Linked DNA regions of Mus musculus: region 2 is linked to region 1. A link is a loop called in an ENCODE intact Hi-C map of the cell type or tissue named here. Cell type or tissue: heart. All regions are shown on one strand.

Region 1 (8,000 bases):
GAAACAAAAAGGCCCTACAAAGCAGGCTACCTGTGTGGTGGTAGCACATGCCATTAATCCCAGCACTTGGGAGGCAGAGGCAGATGGATCTCTGAGTTTGAATCTACAGAGTGAGTTCCAGGACAGCCAGGGCTACACAGAGAAGTTGTCTCAAAAAAACAAGCCAACAAACAAACCACTTGAGATTGTGGCCTGACGTGATGGTGTACACTCAAGAAGCAGAAGCAAGTGGATCTCTTTATCTCTTGAGTTCAGCAGGCCAGCTTGGTCTACATGGTCAGAGCTTGTCTTAAAAAAAAAAAAAGACAAAAAAACCCAAAAAACCCTGGAATTGTGGTGCATACCTCTTTATTTAATCCCAACACTCAGGAGGCAAAGGCTAGAGGATTTCTGAGTTAAGAGCCAGTCTGATCTACATATAGCAAGCTCCAGGATAGCCAGGAGTAAAATAAGGAGATACAGTTCAAAAAAATAAAAACTACTAGGCTGGAAAGATGGCTCAGCAGCTAAGAGTGGGCTGCTCTTCCCCAGGTCCTGAGTTTAATTCCCAGCATTCATGATGGCTCACAACTGTCTATAATATGAACTGATGCCCTCTTCTGATGTGCAGACTCTACAAGTAGAAAAAAAAAACCCATATACATAAAAATACATGCATTTTTTAAGTACCTTAGGAAAAAAACAAAGCTAAAAAGAATCCTAGGTGGGACCTACTGAAGTTAGGTCACTGAAGCATGGCTTCGGAGGATACTAGGACCTACAGGCTCTTAAGAAGCTTAGTTTCTTTATGTCCTTCTCTATCCTCAGCAGGGACAAAAACAAGCACTTGTTTACTGTTTACTTCAGTGTTATTCACATATCGAGGAGTGGAGGAGATAGCCCATCATGTCCACTGACCTGCTGAGTTGGTAAGCATACATATACATTCACATTCAAGTGCACCCCAGAGTCAAGTCACAAAGAACTAACCCACAAACACTTTCATTGACTCAAGTGTATTAATCTCTGAACACCACCAAGTTAGCACTGGGAAGCACAGGAGGAAACATATCATGATTCCCTTCATGGATGTCAGAATAACAAATTCAGACAGATTAACTGATGCCTACAAACAGGCAGAGGTGGAGAGGACGAAGGCAGGGACAGCTATGGCCTAAGTGCCTACATCCTATCTGGGAGAGTGAAGTGCTGGAACTAGCCAGCGGCGATCGACAGCTACGAAACGCAAGGATATGCTACATGTCCAGGACATTGAAAATGGTTATAATCTGATATGCACATTTTAAGGGTTTTTTGAGATTACAATAGAATTACATGTACTTCCTTCCCCCTTCCCTTTCCTCCCTCCAAACCTTCCCTTGCCCTTTCAAGTTCGTGGCCTGTTTCTCCTTAATATTGTTGTGTCCGTGCATATGCTTCTAAACACGGCCGGCTCACTCTGTGCTTGCATGTGCCAGTTTTCAGGGTCGCCCACTTCACACTGGGTGTGCCCTCCCCTGAGGAAGACTCCTGCTCTCAGAGTTCCCATGTTGCCTGTAGCTCTTTGTGTAGGCCTGTGGTGGGACCCCTCCACACACACACACTTTGGCACGTCTAGTCTACTGTTACCTGTGTTCATGCTCTGCTTACTTTAGAGAGGACCAGCAGGATGGCTCAGTGCGTGCAGGGGCTTGCTGTCAAGCCTGACAACCTGAATTTAACCCACAAGACCCAAATGCTAAAAGGAACGCAACTTGGAAAAGTTGTCCTCCAATCTCCTTATATGCACAGTGATAAACACACAAATAATTAAAAGAAAAATTCTTAAAGGAAAGAAATTACTAAAAAGCTACAAAGCAAAGCATTCTGGTAGACAAATTACAAAAATCACGACTGCTTTCCTTTTAATGCAGGTACAATTACCTAATAAGCAAGTGTTTGCTGTTATTATGAAAAGCATATGCACTGTCCTTTAGATGATGAATTTTTGCTTGGACACAGTCCCTCTGCTGCGATGACACTACAAAGCTCTCAAGTGTGAGCACCCCCGGACCTCCTAGGGATCAATGTAGTCTCAGGGGTGCTGTCCCTACCTCTGTTGGTGTACAGTGACTTGCTGATGGGAAAAAATAAGTTCACTCTGGGCTTTAGCCATGGCCGTCCAGCTGGTGAGCATGAGTAAGTGCTGGGCCCCATTGGCACCCTAGAAGCCTTGCTCTATGTTGTAAGCTCTGGGCTGTGTACCTTATACAGCACTCAGTATTCACTGGTTTTGCCTGTTCTGTGGTGCTGGGGATGGAACTTAGGACCTTATACATGCTAGGCAAGAGCTCTGTCACAAAGTCCTAGCCATACCCGTTCCCATGAGAAGGGTTTTCCATCTCACAATGCAATTCAAGGTTCAGAAACTTGTCAAGGAGCTAAGGCTCAGCAGAACCCAAGTCCCCAGACCCCACATCCTGTGCTCCTCTGCCAACCCTCCTGCCTCCCAGCTTTACAGCAGCGGTCTGCCTTAGTGACCTTGGCATAGCACTCCTCCAACAACTGCCTCTTCACAGAAACTTCTCGCCACTATATGATGGGATGTCCTATGTTCCACTAAGGGCTTTTTCCTAAAGCTTCCTTTTTGGGCCAAAACAACCTTGAACTTTTTCTCCACCTGCCTGTGTCACCAGTTCTGAGTACAGGCAGGCATAGCCATGCCTTGTTCTATGCAGTGCTAGGGTCTGAACCCAGGGCTTCACATCCTGCACACTAAACAAGCATTCTACAAAGTGAGCACCAGCCCAGTCCCTGGTATTAGCTTTGTCTCATCCATGTCCTAGGCCTTCTGTCTAAAATCCAAGTGTAACGAGGGCTATGAGAGGCCTACTTGCTGTTCTTCAGTGTGGCCAGAGTTCCGAACACTTGTGCGAACCGTTCCCTGTCCAGGATTCGGCCATAGCGTAAGGTGAGGTAGAAGGTCTGCTTGCCACTGTACTGCTGGATGCGTACAAACACATCCTGAACCCGTTCCTGGGATTCTGACAGGGGTATCATGTCTGACACGGCACAGTACGTGTCCTGCCGCCAGCCCCAGAAGGTCAGGTGGGCCACTCGGAGCAGGGTGCCCGACTCGTTCACATACAGGATGCCCACCAGTCTCCGGAAGAAGTGGCTCATCCAACAGAGCATGGCCAGGGCAAAGCTGGCGACCCCACCCAGAAGGCACAGTGAACTGAGGGTCATGAGGCCTTGTGAGTAGCAATAGAAGCCCGGGGGCAGGGCCACCACAGTCACAGCTGTCTGGGCCAACTTCAGCCGCGAGAGGAACCCAATTGCTCGGATGGCTCGGAACCGGTAGATTGTATGGAATGTTTCGGTCTCGGTGCCTGGTGACTTCTCCCGTGAGTGGGGAGACCTGCTCCCCACCCACCTTTTGGAATCCCCCTGCCCAGAGCAGCACCATAGTCCCTGTAGAGGCCTCCTCCATGCAGTGGGCCCCTGCAACCTTGGCACGACTCGAAGGAGGAAAGCCTGGAAGAGAGAGGTTCATTTCAGAAGTCACCCATGCTAATCACACAATGAACAAGACAAAGCATCTCCCAGAAGGGCTTCAACCGCTCCTGGAAAGTCACCATGACTTCCAGAGGAAAGTGATAAAGCCAGACACTTAATTTTTTTTTTTTTTTGGTGGAATTCTATTCTAAATAGGTACCTTCTCCCATTTTTACAACTAAACAAACAAAACCCTAGTCGCAGTTAGTGAGATAGCCCATCTAGTACAGGTGCTTGGTACCAAACCGGGTAACTTGAATTTGATCCCTCAGGCCAACACGGTGAAGGAAGAGAAATTACTCACGCAGTACGTCCTGGAGCCCCGTATGCCAAAGCACAAGCATATGCACACAAACTAAACACACAAGATTAAAACAAAACAACAAAAACATTTTTAAGAACCTAAGCCCTCCCCCACCCCACCTCACAGCCCCAAGTACAGGGAAACACGGGCAGTCTGGAGCTCGGACGGGCCCTTCCTCCTAGGCAGGTCTAAATGAACATAGAAAACCTGTCGTTTCAGCTATTCACTAGAGACCGGGCAACAGCGGACTTGAAGGACCGCCCTTCCTTAAGGGGTAAATCAATCGGTGTCAGAACCCCACACAACAAAGCCGTGGGGTACTTATCACAGGACCTCTGCAGTTCTCCGAGTGCCTTGCGCGGCCAGAGAACCTCTTTGTATCATTAACCTGTCTGGGAAGGAAGCAGAGACGTGAGGCACGGAGGCCCTCAACACACTGCCTGTGGTTCTCTGGAGTGAGCAGATTCTGGGCTTTGGAGTCAAGAGGACACTAGCTGTGCATCCTTCTTCACCCTTCCAAAGAAAACCTCAGAATACGCTGAGGGAGACACGGCTCTTAAGCTCTGAACCGGGTGTGTACGTACGAAGTGGCAGCGACGCAGACCGTCCACGTGACCCAAGGGCCCGGGACAAAGCAGGAAAACAGCCCAAGCTAATAGACTCTGGCCTTCCACTGGCCGGTTTCCCGAATGGTCAGCCCAGGCGTCCTGCCTGCCAGTCCTAGACCCGACCGGGGACGGGGAGCGCGTTCCCTCCTGACATTCCTACCATGAGCCCGCCGCCTGCTACAGGACGCACGCTGTACTTGTCACCGGAAAGTTGAAGGGCGCATGCGCGGGCGGTTAAAAACCCGCATGCGCTAATTCAAAAAAAAAAAAAAAAATTACTATGGCTTGGGAACTGTAGTTCAAATTTTGTAACCGCCACCGGTGTTCTGTGAACCATTAGGGAATCTTCCCATGGTGCCTTGGAACTCCAGGGCTCGGAGCGGACCCGGAAGTTCCGGGTAGAGTTCCGGGTAGAGTTCCTGGTGCGGTCGAGGTTTCTGACTGGAGAAATGGCCACTCTCTGTCTCTTCGACATGGATGGGACCCTGACTGCCCCGCGGCAGGTAGGCGGCGCCCGGGAGGCTCGCGGTGGTGGAGCAGAGCCCTTGCTGCCCTAGACCGCGGTAACGACTGTCCGGGAACCAGGAGACGCGAGTCCTGAGCGGGGTCCTGAGTGGGGTGCGCAGGGAGGGGGCCCCCAAAAAACCTTCCGAGTAGGAAACGTGTTCAGAGTCTGAAAGTTCGGGCCTGAGTTTCTTCTCGGGCCCTCGGGGCTGGTGACCTGGCTTGAACTCCAGCCTCGGCCCTCTGACCTGCTGTTTCGCCTCCCCAGCCCTGTCACCTTTGGCTGTCTCTTCTAATATACCAAAGGCAGGTTCTCAGTCGTCTGACCTTCAGCAAATCTTTCTCGGAGCCCTTGAAGCCACTTTAACTGGGGCATTGCCTGTTGCTTGGGATGTTTTGGTGAGGATCACTGAAATTCATGACAGTTCCTCGCCAGATCAGGCCTCAAAAGTGAGCCCCTGCAGCAATGGGGACCCAGGTAGTAATAGGCTGTTTGCTGAAAGGATCAAGGATCCAATGGGACTTTGTTCCGCTAACAGATTTTGCTGTTAGGGCCAAAGATAAGTTTGTGTGGTTTCGTTGTGGTGATGACATTCTTTCTGCCTCCTATACACAAATTCGTGGTTGAGCAGAAATCACTCAAACTTGACACTGGGCTTAAATAGCTTGGGTGTCTCTGCCCCACTCCTTTTAGATTTCGTGGACTGTTCCAGAAGCCCATGTTAAGTGTGTGTAACCTTAGATATGTGAGTCTTATCTTTTTAATTTTTTTATTCCTTTGCAATTACATGTGTACAGTGTATCTGATCATATTCACCCCCAACCTTCCTGTGCTCCCTCTGGGGAACACCTACTCACACATCCCTCTTCCATTTTCATGTCCTTTTTAAAATTCTTATTTTAATACCTCACTAAGTCCAGTTAGTGCTACACACTAACACACCCCAAGTGATGGGCAACATATCACCCATGCTGGAATGTTAACTGACTTGATCTTGTGCAGGGAACCACAGTTGCTGAATTCATGCAGGCAACAGCCATATAATGTCCAGAAGACAGCATTTCATTCGCCACGCTCCTCCCCGTCCTCTGGCTCTTACATTCTTTCTGTCCCCTGAGCCTGGACAGGGTTGATAAAGGGCACTTATTCTTAGCACTTTGTCCAGGTATGCGTCTGCATTGACCACTGCCACTACAAAGAGAAACTTTTCTTACCAGGCTTGAGAGTGGCATTAATCTATGGATATAAACATAAATATTTAGAAGGCAATTTGACAAGATTTCCATTTAACAAAAAGAACACTAGTAGGTTTCCCCATAGTGCCTGTGAGCTCCTGAGTCATAGCTTTTGACCAAGTACTTTACCAGGCTGTGGAATAGATCTTTGTGTTTTGTTTTTTTCGAGACAGGGTTTCTCTGTATAGTCCTGGCTGTCCTGGAACTCACTCTGTAGACCAGGCTGGCCTCGAACTCAGAAATCCGCCTGTCTCTGCCTCCCGAGTGCTGGGATTAAAGGCGTGTGCCACCACTGCCCTGCTGGTTTTTTGTTTTTTCAAGGCAGGGATTCTTGGTGTAGCTTTGCCTGTCCTTGAATTATCTCTGTAGACCATGCTGGCCTCGAACTCATGGAGATCCCCCTGCCTCTGCCTCTGCCTTCTGAGTGCTGAGAATAAAGGCATTTACTGTCCAGCTGCTACCATTCTACCATAAGGAAACTGAAGTAAAACTATTAAGACGTGGCACCTCCGTTTCTTACGGCAGCTGTGCTTCAAGGACCTAAGCTCCAGGGCACTGTTGACGGTCTTGTTTGTCATTTCCTTTTCCTGTGCAAGGGTGGAGACCACTCCAGGTACTAGATAAGCTACTGGGAAAGTGCTTCCGTGTCCCTAGCTAAATGGCAGTAGATGGACATGAAGTATAAGATAGAGAAGGAGCCAGGTGATCCAGATGTGCTTTCAACCCTTAGAACACCATGCGGGCAGTGATCACAAGCAATTGTAACAATAAGAGAAAAGTAATTTAGAAGAGAAGTTTCCTGTATGTTGGGTTCTGCAATTAAAATATTCTAGCAACAGATCTATGTATCATCCGCCTTCCCTGTCTCATCTGTGTGCGTTATCAAACATCACTAATCACAGTGCAATCTGGAAGAGGAAGAACAGGTTATCTTTTATTGTGGTTGTTGTAACAGGATATGGCCTCTGTAGGCTCCACGTGATTAGCACGGACCCAGAGGTTTGCACATTTCCCTGTTTGTATAGAAGTCTGTCTTCCTGGGTGCTTTCTTCCCTACCCCGTAACTTGAGATAAGATTCAGAACAAAAGAAGACAAATGGATTCAGGCCCTAACAGCTTCATGAATCATTTTCCAACTGTGGCATCCTGGAAAATCTCACAGAGATCATTGACAAAAATAATGAACAGAGAAGCCCAGTCCCTGTCACTGTGTGTTTGCTCTTGTTGAGTGACTTTAAACCAGGGTCACTGAGCTACTTCACCCCTTTCCTCTCAGCATGAAGGTCAAGGGTACCGCCCTTCAATGCTCAGAGTCACATCTCACTAGTATTCTATTACCATAGTGCAGAGTTGGCATACTCTTCTGTACAAGGCAGAAGCGCGCGCGCACACACACACACGCACACACACACACACATTTATTTGTTGGTTGTGGAGATCGAGCCCAACAGCTTGAACAAGCTAGGAAAGCACTCCTGCTAAGCTAGCCCCCAGGCCCAGAGAGTCAGTATGTTGAGGTTTGCAGGCCACATAGTCTCTGTCACAGCTATTTAACTCTCTGTGGGACAGAAGCCACAGGAACACCGACATAGAGCGTCAGTGTTCTGCTCCAGTAATACTTAGTTATTGGTCTAATGGCACACAGGTCTGTTTGATGCCTCCTGGAATCCACAGCTGTTGCCACCTCTGAAATACCTTCCATAATTCTTTTTCTTTCACCTCAATTCCATTTTTCAGGTGTTAACCTGCTTATTATATTGTTTTATAATTCTCAGGATTGGTTGTCTGTTTCACTTTTGAAATCAGCTGGTAAGCATGAGCATCAAAGGTAT
Region 2 (8,000 bases), 120 kb before region 1:
TCCCCACAGTGGTACCCCATCCCTACCCTCTCGCCCCTACTCCTCATCCCCTACCCCCACCCCCACAGCTAGAGCTGCCCTCTGTCCTAGAGGACAGTTGCTGAACTTAGAAAAGTCCTCCAGAAGGACTCAGTGTTCTCTCTGCACTCCCAAGGCAACCACTCTCCCAGCAGTAGGAGACCTGCAGGACCTGGGAAGTAACTGCAAACGGCTGCCTCCAGAGGCTGACAGTTTTCTTCACAGGTGGCAGAGTGAAGCTATTTGAGAATCAGCTTGCAAAGCACCTGGCCCTAAACACCTCCTTCCTACTCCTGCTTAGCCAGAGAGAAAGCAGCAGCTTCCCTCTCAAGGGAGCCCTGAGGTAGGGCCCTACAGTGCTGTCCAGACCTGGTTGAGTGAAGAAGGCAGAAGAGATAATTAAAGGCCTTAGCTCGGGATGAAGCAAACTTTTCCAACCAAGAGCACATTGCAGCCGCTCAGCTCTGTCATAGCAGTGCCATCGGCCACACAGAAATGAATCTGGGTGGCCTTCTCCCAGGAAAGCCTTAGTCATGCTCGCTGACGATTCCATTCCTGAATGATCTCACAGGGCTTTCTTCAGATTTTTCTCCAGCCATTTAAAATAGAAAGCCTAGATTTAGTTCAATTTCATTCAAAATAAATAAATAAATAAGATGAGTCCTGGGCCTTTAATCCCAGCACTAAGCAATTTGAGTCAAGAGGAATCAGGAGTTCAGGACCAACTTGGGCAACATAAAAGAACCTGTCGAAAATATCTATCTCAGTCAAAAATAGTGGTACATGCCTTTAATCCCAGCACTCAGGAGGCAGAGTCAAGTGGATCTCTGTGAATTCGAGGCCAGCCTGGTCTACAAAGTGAGTCCAGGATAGCCAGGACTGTAATACAAAGAAATCCTGTCTCAAAACACACACACACACACACACACACACACACACACACACAGAGAGAGAGTATCTCTTGATGCATTTGGCCCATGAGCTAGATTGCCAAGCTACACTTAGATATTTGCTTTGATGTTGTTGTTGTTTTTTTTAATTTTAACTATTTTTTCTTAGCAGAGGAAGGTATGTATGTATGTGTGTATGCATGTGCATATTGTGTGTGTGTGTGTGTGTGTATGTGACTTTATAGCACATGCTCACAATCTCAGCACTCAAGAAGTTGAATCAGCAAAAATTAACCAGATATGGGGGCACATGCCTTTAAACCTAGGATTTCGGAGGCAGATGCAAGCGGATCTTTGAGTTCAAGACCAACTTGGTCTACAGAGTGAATTCTAGGACAGCCAGAGCTAAATAGAGAGACCCTGCCTCAAAATAACAACAAAAAGATTGCCAGAAGTTTAAGGCCAGGTTGGGTTATATGGCTAACAATAATAAATAGCAACCTTAAAAACAAAATAAAATTAGAATAATTCATAGTTTTAATATGCAGAGGTATCTATTTCTACCAATGAGATTATTTACCTATCCTTCCTCTCTAGCTAGCTTCTTGTATCATTTCTGTCTAATATGACAGCTACTCATTTTGTTTGTTTGTCTGGTTTTAGTGAGCAACAGGGGTGATGCTTGAGACGGAGTCTCAATCCCACATTGTAGCCATGCTGACCTAGAATTTGATAAATAGCTCAGGCTAGCCTCAGACTCTTGGCAATCCTCCTACCTCAGGCTCCTGAGAGCTGTGATTGTGTCAAGGATGACCTTGAACTCCTGATCTTTCTGCTTCTACTTCATGAATATTGAGATTATAGGTATGCACTATAAGATTGTATCTATCTACCTATCTACCTATCTATCTATTGATCAATCGATCTATCGACAAGGTCCTGTTACCTGGAACTCACTATGCAGAACATTCTGTCTCCAACTCTGCCTCTACCTCTCCAGTGCTGGGATTAAAAGTGTGTGCCACCACACCTGTAAGTTTTTTAAGGTGGAAATATCCAATTTCTCTCAAGAATGGCTGAGATGAGACTGAGGCAGCAGTACACAAAACTGCACAGTTCCTGGAAAGCCCACAGAAAGCGATAAGGCCAGAGCCATCTTGGGGGTCTGAAAAACAGGCGTTCCCATCCTTTTGCTTTAACTTGCTTTTCTTTACAAAGTATTCATTGTCCATTTGCTCTCTTTGGGCAAGCAATAAATGGATTATCAGCAGGCTTAGGTTTTAAGAAGAAAGTGCTAGATTTACAACACAGCCTCCAGAAAATTCCTTGGGTCAGGTGATAGGGATAACTTGGATAGCAACTGGCAGGACCTTCTGGGTTCCCAAGGGACCGAGGATCTAGGCTCTCACCTGCTCCTTAGTCTAGTCATTGTCTCTTTGGGGTTCAGTTAGGGATCGCAGTGGATTGCTTACTTGGAGTTGTTTCATTTGTTTGCTTATTTCTGGCCTATCTTGATCCCTTTATTTCTAGGTTTACAATCCATAATAACTATATATGAGGCTGCTTGGATTCCTGGACTCAACAGGGACCTCCAGGCTCTGTAAAAGTTGGCCAGATCATGACACAGTTGCCTGGGAAAATCCTAGAGGTGGTTAAATGTTTGCAACTTTGATTTTATCAATGAGTGATAACACCTTGTGTCCAAATAACGTTGGAAAGTTATAAGACCATTAAATATAAGCAAGCAAGTGAGCAACACACACTGCATCCCATCAAACTAAAATAAATCCTCCCTCCCTTTAAAAATAAACAAATAAATAAAAATAAAAAATGAAAAAGGAGCCAGGCATGGTGGTGCCTTTAACCTCAGCACTCTGGAGGCAGAGGCAGCCAGATCTCTGTGACCTGGAGGCTGGGGTGGTCTATATTGCAGGTTTCAGGATAGACAGGGCTATGAAGAGAGACCCTGTCTAACAAATAAACAAATAAATAAGTGAAATAAGAAAGACAAAAGGAGAAAGGGGGAGGAGATGGCTGAGCAACTAGGGCCACACACTGCTCTTGCAGGGGCCCTGAGTTCTATTCCCAACACCGCATTCTGCCAGCTCACAACCACCTGTATCCACAGCTCCAGGCAGTCCCAGGATTCCAATAGCCTCCTCCAGCATCCATACACATATACATAGACAGATAGACACGTGATTGAAATAAATTTTATTTTTAATGAAAGAAAAGGTGTGGGACTTGGTCACTCACATATTCGTTTTAACTGGTTTCCAGTGCATCTTCAATTTTCTGAACACATCTCTATTACATCTAAGATCTTGTTTCTACTCATAAAAGAGATAGAACCAATTCTGCCTTCCTTTACCATTAAGGAAATGGAGGAAGGGTTGGGAAAGAGACCTGTCCTGAGTCCTGACCTGACTCTCAGTTTAGCACTCTTATTGACCTGCTGTGCACCACTGATGCACCAGAAGGTGGCATGGAGGGCCAGTGCCGACAGGTGCTTTAGTTCTGTTTCAGGGCCCCGGATTCTCAGGTTCCAGAGACCAGATCCGAAGCACAGAGGTCGGGGTTGGGGTTCAGCTCCATTCATCAGCAATTCCCAGGATCTTAAAACAGTGATGTGGGGTGGGAGTACATTGAAGATTCGCCTTAGCCTGCAAAGTCCCTCCCTCCTGTAAGGAGAGGACTCCTAGCCCCCATCAGATTTGCTAGGGATCCTTCGGCTGCCTCTCCCCAAGTCCCTTGCTCCGGCCCTCGCGGCCCTCCTCGGAGACCCCCGGGCGCATCCTATCCACGGAGGTCGGACTCTGCCCCCGCCCCGCCTTCCCCCTCCCCCCGGGGGCGGTGGCCCATGGCGGGTGCTCTCATTGGCTGAGGCGCAAGCAAGGGCTAGAGGCAGTGGTGCTGATTGGCCAGGGTGGCTCGGCGAAGCTTGGGAGCCTGGTGAGTCGCTGGGGGAAGCGGAGCAGACGCCAGGCGCAGCCAGGAGCATCGGAAGGTGATCGCGCAAGTCCGGCCCGCGGATCGCAGCCTGTAGATCGCAGCCCGGGCCTGGAGGTAAGTGCGACGCGTCTGTACGCGCGTGGCTCGCCCTTCTGAAGGAAGCCAGAGAAGGACATCTTCCTCTAGAATCCGGGCCCTCCATCCAACCAGTACGCGGGATCCTGCTCCGAAAGGAAAGGGTCTCCCACCTCCCAGGCCCCAGAAAGCAAAACAGCTTCGTGTAACCTTCAGAAATGGGGCCGTCCGTCCTGCCCACTGGCTGGAGGGGGAAATCCCTCCCTCGTTTAGTCCTTGGAATAGAGTCCCCCCCCCCCCCCCAAGTGGAGTCCTGCCTCCGCTAATATCTAGACCCTTTCTCATCTCCTCCCTTTCCTAAAAATCTAAGTTAGGTTCTCTTGCTTCTCTCTCTCTCTCTCTCTCTCTCTCTCTCTGTCTCCTTGGAATGTTGAGGACACAGCTCGACAGAAGGGTCCTATCCCTCCCCAACTGTGAAAGTCCTGGAGAGTAAGACCCTCCTTTCAACAAGGACATCCCAGGCCAAATCACCTGCATGCCCATTCCAGAAACTAGGTGCTGGATTCTGGGGACAAATGACTTCTCTTCTATTCCTATGAAGTCTCTTCCCACCTATAGGAGAAGCCATAACCCCCTAAACAAGGCTTTTAGGGGCCTCCACTTCCCAGGCCTAGAGCCTCCAAACTCTAAGAGCACAGATGGCCTTGGCACTGCAGGACCAGCAGGCACCCCCTTCCACCCCCACCTCCAACACAAATGTAAAAGTCTGTTATTCAGTGTTACCCTACAGACGCAGGTCTCTCTCCGCCTGGACAAAGGGCTATCAACATAGAGAAGAGCTGTTGGCCCACTTCCAAGGGTCCCCTGTTCGTTTCTTGGGGCTGCCCCCATCAAGTCCCGTGGATATTGCCTGATGGAATTCCCTGGGCATTAGGCCAAGAGAAGGCTGCTGCTGGGCTTGTCCACTGGTCTAGGGACACTGTTGGCTTAGCTGTGTGCCTCCCTCACACTAGCCTGAGAAGGTCTGGTGGGGGCAGGTCAGGAGACAGGAAAAAATTGAATCTTGGCCTGTTCTCTGGATCTGGGATGTGGGTTGGGGAGAGAGATGTTTCCTGGAGGCCAAAGGACAGCTCTGGGAGGGACAATTAACCCTGCCTGCAATCCTACGATGTAAAAGAGCATCTACATTAAGACTGACCGTTCATTTGGTACCTGAACCAACTGAGGCACTGGCTCAGAGAGAAAGGAATGGCTCAAGGTCACCCAGCCAGTCACTGACAAAACCAGCGTAGCTCCTATAGGGTCACTGGGGCTCCCCAACACTAGCTCCAGTCTTCACATGTACAGTGGGCACATCTGGGCACCATGTCCACTCATCACAGGACGCAGCCACACTGAGAAAGGCAACGCAGAAGGAGCAGAATTTGTAGAAGGTCTGTGAACACTCCACAGACTCTGGTGGGATCCATTCCTGGGGGCTTAAGGGTTTCTGTTTTGCACCTTCTGCAGTGAAAAGCTTGCCAAAATCCAGATCAACCCAGTAGAATGGATGTTATCAGTTACAATAAGCTAGAGCCAAGGCTACTGTGAGGACCGCGGCTGCGTGACTGGGTTTGCTCCAGGAAGAGGTGCTGAGGAAGGTGCACCCCTTTCCTTCCTGCTGCCTCTGCTCATTCTCCCTGGCTCCCATTCTCTACAGCAATGGCTTGTCCCTGCTCTGCTCATTCTCCCTGGCTCCCATTCTCTACAGCAATGGCTTGACCCTGCTTAGATCCAGCGCCCTTTCCTGGCACACGGGTGATTTTCTGGGACCATTTAGTGATCACCAAGCAGTAGTGACCAGACCCTCACAGATGGGAGAGCTGGGGTACCAACTCTCCCTGCCCCTTCCTCTGTTCAGCTATCAGCTGGCGTGTAGCTGTCATACAAGAGCTGAGTTCAAGGTGAAAACGTAGGGTAGTGGTTTCCATCTGCTTCTTGGTGTGTGATCTTGGGAAGATTTCCTTTTCTCTTTCCTTTTCCTTTCCTTCCTGTTCTTTTCTTTTCTTTTTAAAGGCAGTCTCATATAGGACAGGCTAGCCTCCATCTCCCTGCATAATGGAAGATGACCTTGAACTTCTGATCCTTCTGCTTTCACCCCCTGAATGCTGGGACTGTGTGAGTTTACCACATCATCACAGCCAGCTTCCATGCAGGGCTGAGGCCAGGGCAAAGGGCTTGCTCCATGCTAGGCGGGCACTTTACCAGCGGAGCTATATCCCCTGACCTTTGGGGAAGTCCTCCTCTCTGTTAGTTATCCTCAGAGTAAAATAAGTTGATCCTCAAAGTATATAGCACATCTCATAAGTACAAACAGTGCTCACCATTTCAACTACAAAGGCAAATCAAGCCAGGCGGTGGTGGCACACAACCAATCCCAGGTGAGGCGAGGCCAGCCAGGTCTACAGAACAAGTTCCAGGACAGTCAGAGCTACACAAAGAAACCCTGTCTGGGAACCATCCTCTCAAAGAAGAGACAGCTGGAATGGGTAGTGTGTCAGCCGTGCCTCTGGATGCACCCAGGAATCTCTGCTGCAGACAGGACAAAGGCAACAGACAAACCCGGGCCATGGGAGAAGTGGGCATTTCAAGGAAACAGAGCAGTGTGTGCAACAGACCTTAAACCCAGTTGGAACCTAGGGCCAGCCATCTATTGACTACTTCTGCCTGGAGCAACATGCACAGTCATTGACTTCTCTGAGCCTCAGCTCCTTCTTTCTAGCCTGGAGGGTGGGCATCCATAGGGGTGGGCATCGGGTAAGGGGTGGGCATCAGGCCAGGGGTGGGCATCAGGTAAGGGGTGAGCATCAGGCCAGGGGTGGGCATCAGGTAAGGGGTGGGCATCAGGCCAGGGGTGGGCATCAGGTAAGGGGTGGGCATCAGGCCAGGGGTGGGCATCAGGAAAGAGGTAGCTTGCATTGAGGTTTCTTATTCTTAACCCCACTGGCACTTTGAGTTGGGTGATTCTCAGCTGTGAGGTTTATCATCTTCGTTGCATTTTACACACTTGAGGAAATCTCTCCCATTAGGATAGGATGGATTTATGGGTATGATGTCTGATGTGTGAGCATGAGTTTGGATCCCTGGCACCCACCTAAAAGCCAGGCTAGCCAGTTGGGGAAAGGAGACAGGTAGGTCCTTACTGAGCCAGTCTTGCCAAAAGGATGAGCTCCAAGTTCAGTGAGAGACCCTGTCACAAAGAATAAGGTGAATAGCAGTAAGACACCTAATGATGACCTCTGGACTCCACACCACACACACACACACACACACACACACACCCCATACACCACACATACACACACACCACACATAAACTCACACATGCACACACACACACACACACACACACACACACATATACACATATACATGCATACCACACATACACACATAAACCACACGCACCACAATACCCACACCCACACATACACACCACCACACAGCACACACACACCTCACATACACACACACCCTTACATCTCACACACACACACACACACACACACACACACACTCTCCAGATGACTCAATATCTGGTAGAGGATAAATTCTTCCTCCTCTCCCTCCTCATTGGGGACAGCTGGCCTAGTGTGGCTTCAGACATGGCTGGTGTTGGAGCTAAGCCCACCCTGTTGCCCCAGCTCCTTGCTGTGGTTTCTCCCTGATGGGAAGGTGGGGAGCGCTCTGTTGGTAAACCTCCATCTGTGTCCCTTTAGTCTCTGTCCTTTCAGGAGAACTCTGCCATTTGCAGAGCACCATTAGGATTCCCATTTCGCAGACCATAGAGATGAGAAGTCTGGTCAGAGAGCATCTTCCCTTTCCACACAGAGGCCTAAGTGCTGCTCGGAGAGAAGCGCTGGACATTGATTACATCTGTTTCTCTCCATGGGAGGGGGTTTGTACACGCCACAACGTGCATGCTGAGGTCAGAGAACAACTCTTTTAGGATCCACTCTTCCCTAATTGGTGGGGCCCCAGGATTGAATTCAGGTCTTTAGTCGTGGGAGCAAGTGCCTTTACCTG

The links. Peaks named below come from ENCODE experiments on the same cell type or tissue, not always from the same donor. Only the 100,000 strongest peaks of a DNase experiment are listed, where the experiment ranks them.
Region 2: it touches region 1 in a loop (2.1-fold over the local background); 3 of 42 quality-filtered maps call a loop at or near these places.

What each region holds. Positions count from the first base shown.
Region 1 is chr16:8,632,898-8,640,897 of GRCm38, forward strand. It overlaps Tmem186 (transmembrane protein 186), which reads right to left and starts at 4,814. Exons shown (of 2, transcript NM_025708.5): 1 at 4,589-4,814; 2 at 834-3,495. The coding sequence starts at 4,591. The coding sequence ends at 2,848. Pmm2 (phosphomannomutase 2) reads left to right here and starts at 4,810. Exons shown (of 9, transcript NM_016881.3): 1 at 4,810-4,931. The coding sequence starts at 4,878. In heart, a CTCF peak has its summit at 4,932; a DNase peak (open chromatin) is centred at 4,794; H3K4me3 peaks cover 2,987 bases; H3K27ac peaks cover 2,913 bases.
Region 2 is chr16:8,509,601-8,517,600 of GRCm38, forward strand. It overlaps Abat (4-aminobutyrate aminotransferase), which reads left to right and starts at 3,829. Exons shown (of 16, transcript NM_172961.3): 1 at 3,829-3,974. In heart, no CTCF peak of the experiment used is centred here; DNase peaks (open chromatin) are centred at 3,761 and 4,841; H3K4me3 peaks cover 2,079 bases; H3K27ac peaks cover 1,708 bases.